Linked DNA regions of Homo sapiens: region 2 is linked to region 1. The links are chromatin loops, found by intact Hi-C in ENCODE. Cell type or tissue: heart left ventricle. All regions are shown on one strand.

What was found. Peaks named below come from ENCODE experiments on the same cell type or tissue, not always from the same donor. Only the 100,000 strongest peaks of a DNase experiment are listed, where the experiment ranks them.
Region 2: a loop joins it to region 1, with 5 times the contacts of the local background. A loop is called at or near these places in 7 of 110 quality-filtered maps.

What each region holds. Positions count from the first base shown.
Region 1 is chr9:131,144,057-131,146,556 of GRCh38, forward strand. It overlaps NUP214 (nucleoporin 214), which reads left to right. Exons shown (of 36, transcript NM_005085.4): 12 at 224-698; 13 at 2,073-2,248. Among named protein-coding and RNA genes, the nearest start is that of NUP214, 20 kb to the left of the region's middle. RefSeq lists an enhancer at 171-672. In heart left ventricle, no CTCF peak of the experiment used is centred here; no DNase peak of the experiment used is centred here.
Region 2 is chr9:132,283,997-132,286,496 of GRCh38, forward strand. It overlaps SETX (senataxin), which reads right to left. Exons shown (of 26, transcript NM_015046.7): 18 at 2,427-2,498. Among named protein-coding and RNA genes, the nearest start is that of SETX, 70 kb to the right of the region's middle. In heart left ventricle, no CTCF peak of the experiment used is centred here; no DNase peak of the experiment used is centred here.

The DNA.
Region 1 (2,500 bases):
TCCAATTATTCTAATGTCTTTCCTTAGTTTTCCTTCAGTTTCATTTATCTCATGAGACCTGAAAACTCCAACATGAACTGTGTACCCATGTGTTCTTTTTGCTTCTTAAACTAGTAACATTTCTGGCTTTATTCTACCACAAATTCTTTTTCACTTGCTTTCTATTATGTGAACCTCCACTGTTACAGTGTTAACATTTTCCTTCCTTTTTTTGTCACTGCAGGAAGTACTCCCACTACCCCAACCTCCTCTCAAGCCCCACAGAAACTGGATGCTTCTGCAGCTGCAGCCCCTGCCTCTCTGCCACCTTCATCACCTGCTGCTCCCATTGCCACTTTTTCTTTGCTTCCTGCTGGTGGAGCCCCCACTGTGTTCTCCTTTGGTTCTTCATCTTTGAAGTCATCTGCTACGGTCACTGGGGAGCCCCCTTCATATTCCAGTGGCTCCGACAGCTCCAAAGCAGCCCCAGGCCCTGGCCCATCAACCTTCTCTTTTGTTCCCCCTTCTAAAGCCTCCCTAGCCCCCACCCCTGCAGCGTCTCCTGTGGCTCCATCAGCTGCTTCATTCTCCTTTGGATCATCTGGTTTTAAGCCTACCCTGGAAAGCACACCAGTGCCAAGTGTGTCTGCTCCAAATATAGCAATGAAGCCCTCCTTCCCACCCTCAACCTCTGCTGTCAAAGTCAACCTTAGTGAAAAGTAAGTCACTTCTAAAGTTTGATTCTTCTGTGAGTTGGGTAGAAATATTGGATGTTATTTACTAAAAGTAGAGTCACTCTGAGAGGAGTTAACTGAGTAGAATTTTTTTACCCAGAGTGATACTTGCAAATGGCAAAAATTCAACCAACATAAAATACTGGCATTTCATCAGTGAATAGAGTCCAGAAGGGTCTCTTAGCTAGCATTTTATTTTTTTGACTATGGGATTTATATTCAGGTATTTGTTTTGCTTTTTTACGTTACAAATGTAGGAAATATTCCTTATTTTAAAAAAAGAAGCAATCCAGAGTATGCATCCTGGAAGGGAAATGAATCCCTTGTAGTCTTTTTTCCTCCCTGTGTCTACCCTTAACTCTCTCTGAACTGCTGTCTACACAGCCACAAAGTCATCTTGTGACACTGTAAATTGTTAGGTGATTCTTCTGCTTGACAGTCCCTATGAAGCCCCGTGGCTGCTCACTGCTAATTCTTAGGTTGGTATCCAGTTTCCTCCAGATCTGGGTCGGGCAGCTCACTCATTTCTTATTTATTTACTTCTTTATCTTGTTCTTTTCTTCCCACTAGAATGTAAGCTTTTGGAGGGAAGCAATCCCTTATATCTTGTAACCCCTCCCAAGATAACCATGAGTTCCCAAGATAACCATCGAGTATAAGTACTACCAGCTTTTTCCCTACTTGCCTGTACTATCTGTTGTTGCTATGGTGGTGCTGCTGCCACCACAGTTACTGTTAATACTGAATTGGCACACATCCACTTCATGCTAAGGGTTGCATAGTGTTCCATTTTGTTGACTGCACCACAGTTTATCTGACCAGTCATCTAATGCTGGAGTTTAGATTGTCTACAGACTTTTGCTCTTTAGGTGGAACCGACTTTACATTTCCTTTAGGCCATAAGTATCCCAAAGACAGTTCCCTGCATTCCTCTTCCTTTTTCACTCCCCAGAGAAGGTGCTCACTCTCAAAACGAGTTCTCAGTAATTTCCTTGGTAAGAGAAAGTACTAACTCTCCTAAGCATAATTGTGTCCCACCTCCTGTTTAAAACTCAGCTGGAAACAATAGTATTTCATATCATGATAAACTTGGTATTTCATATTGTGATAAACTTAGTTTTGATATTTCCCCTGAATAATTAATTCCTAAATAAGCAGACGAAAAGATAAATGTTTCCTTGCAGCTTTCACCTTTTATAAGAAATAGCTAAACATTTTTGTTTCCTGAAGGCAAAAAGTATGTTATCTTTGTAAGTTAACATAAAAGATAATAAGTTATCTTTTGATGACATTGCTCATGCTAGTGTAAAAGAATCTTCTAGCAGGCTCTTCTGAGGCCTTCAGGCTGCCATTTTTCAGGTTTACTGCTGCAGCTACCTCTACTCCTGTTAGTAGCTCCCAGAGCGCACCCCCGATGTCGCCATTCTCTTCTGCCTCCAAGCCAGCTGCTTCTGGACCACTCAGCCACCCCACACCTCTCTCAGCACCACCTAGTTCCGTGCCATTGAAGTCCTCAGTCTTGCCCTCACCATCAGGTATGATTTTAAGCAGACAACTTTAGACCTCAGCCCTGCCTTCTCAGATTAACGGTTTTAAGTGTTAAGAGTCGTAGCTAACATAGTTGGACAAGGTTATTTTTTCTTGCTTCCTGTATCATACATTAATGATTAATGTGCTGTGATTTTCATACTCTGAATTGGGAGATTTGCTCTTGCTTAAATGCTGCCACTCTTCTCTCTGACACTTCTTATGGAGCTAAGTGTATTTAATGAGTCAAAAATGCCTTG
Region 2 (2,500 bases), 1.1 Mb after region 1:
TGCTCAGTCAATCAGCATTTCCAGCAGAGATTCAGTTTGCTGCTTTTTGCTACTAAGAAGTAGTGGTGATTCATCTCAGCACATACGATATATTCAACCATGGAATTCAAGGCATTCGTGTGAGCTTTAGGAAGAGGGTGGCACTGTGGTCCTCCACGGCTCACACAGTAAAGCACTGTCAGACACTGTCCTCAGCCACCTAGTGAGTACAACTGCTGAGCATAGTTTCATGGCCCACAGAACACATGTGATGAGCAGCAAAAAACATCTGTGAAGATGGACTTCATCCTTGACTCAGGAAAGATTAATCTGGGGTTCTGTTTAAAATCTGATTAAAATCTGTTTAATCAAAAGCTTTCACATAACTTTTAGTTTAAATAAACTGCTAATGAAAATATGCATTAAATTCAACTATATTTTAGTCACATAGAGAAAGATCATAATCCATTCAGGAGGAAACTTCAGCAAAAATACTACTAACGTCATCAGTTACTATTACCCTCTTTCCCTGACCCCAGTGTGGTTTGATTAGGGCTGCATTCTGACAATCAGGGTATACACCTGGCTCGGCCAAGCTTCAATGAGTCTAAATCTTACAGGATATTTTCACATCCAAAAAATACTGGAGAAAAGCTACAAAATGTTACAGGAGTCTTATGATCCAACACAAGTACAGGGAGTTTATGCTCTAACCCAAGAATTGCAAAAAACAAAAACCAAATATCAAAGTGCTGTACTTTCTTTTGCCGAATTCTGCCCACCATCACTCTACTTCTATCCAGGTTGGAGCTCTGGAGGGCTCACAGTTGCCACCCTCATCCTAAAGCTCATACAGGTGACTTTTTTTTTTTAATAGTGAAAACACCCACAAAGCTATTTTTTTTGTTGTTTTTTTTTTTTGAGACGGAGTCTCGCTCTGTCACCCAGGCTGGAGTGCAGTGGCGCGATCTCCACTCACTGCAAGCTCTGCCTCCCAGGTTCACGCCATTCTCCTGCCTCAGGCTCCCGAGTAGGTGGGATTACAGGTGCCCACCACCACGCCCAGCTAATTTTTTGTATTTTATTAGAGACGGGGTTTCACTGTGTTAGCCAGGATGGTCTCAATCTCCTGACCTCGTGATCCGCCCGCCTCGGCCTCCCAAAGTGCTGGGAGTACAGGCGTGAGCCACCGCGCCTGGCCAAAGCTATTTTCATTAACTGTTTATCTGATGATAATTATCATAATTGTTTTTTGCAGTTTATGGGAAGCAGAAATAGAGCACCTTATAAGAAAGAATTTAAATATTTACCAGACTTAAAACAAAAAAGATAACTTATAACCACCTCTTAGAAATCTTAGATGGTGGTAAGAATTCATTCTTAGGTTAAAGAAAAAAATGCAAATGTTGTTACACCATTTTCTCCACTTCCACAGATGTTTGTAATTTTTCATAACAATTTAAAATGTAACTGAGAAAAGCCCATAGCTGGCCAGGCATGGTGGCTCACGCCTGTAATGCCAACACTTTGGGAGGCCGAGACGGGGGATGACTTGAGGTTGGACGTTCCAGACCAGCATGGCCAACATGGTGAAACCCCATCTCTATTAAAAATACAAAAAAAGGGCCAGGCATGGTGGCTCACGCCTGTAATCCCAGCACTTAGGGAGGCCGAGGTGGGCGGATCACAACGTCATGAGATGGAGACCATCCTGGCCAACATGGTGAAACCCCATCTCTACTAAAAATACAAAATTTAGTCGGGCGTGGTGGCGCACACCTGTAGTCCCAGCTACTCGGGAGGCTGAGGCAGGAGAATCACTTGAACCTGGGAGGCAGAGGTTGCAGTGAGCTGAGATTGTGCCACTGCACTCCAGCCTGGCAACAGAGTGAGACTCTGTCTCAAAAAAAAAAAAACACAAAAGAGGCCAGGTGTGGTGCCTCACGCCTGTAATCCCAGCACTTTGAGGGAGGCTGAGGCAGGAGGATCATGACGTCAAGAGATCCAGACCATCCTGGCCAACACGGTGAAACCCCGTCTCTACTAACAATGCAAAAATTAGCTGGGCGTGGTGGCACACGCCTGTAATCCTAGCTACTCGGGAGGCTGAGGCAGGAGAATCGCTTGAACCCGGGAGGCAGAGGTTGCAGTGAGCCAAGATCACGCCACTATACTCCAGTCTGGTGACAGAGCAAGACTTCACCTCAAAAAAAAAAAAAAAAAAAAATTAGCCAGGCATGGTGGTGCACGCCTGTAATCCCAGCCACATGGGAGACTGAGGTTGCAGTGAGCTGAGATCATGCCACTGCACCCCAGCCTGAGAGACAGAGTGAGACTCTGTCTCCAAAATAAATAAATAAAAGCCCATAGCTTGTCTGAACAGTCATACTTAAATTTTAAAAAGAAAAAAAAAAAAATCAAGAAAATGCTACAGGTGAACTACTTACCTCTTTAATTTTAGAAGCAAGTTCCTGCCTTTCCTTAGAAACTTTGGAAATGTTTTCATCTAATTCTTGCCTCT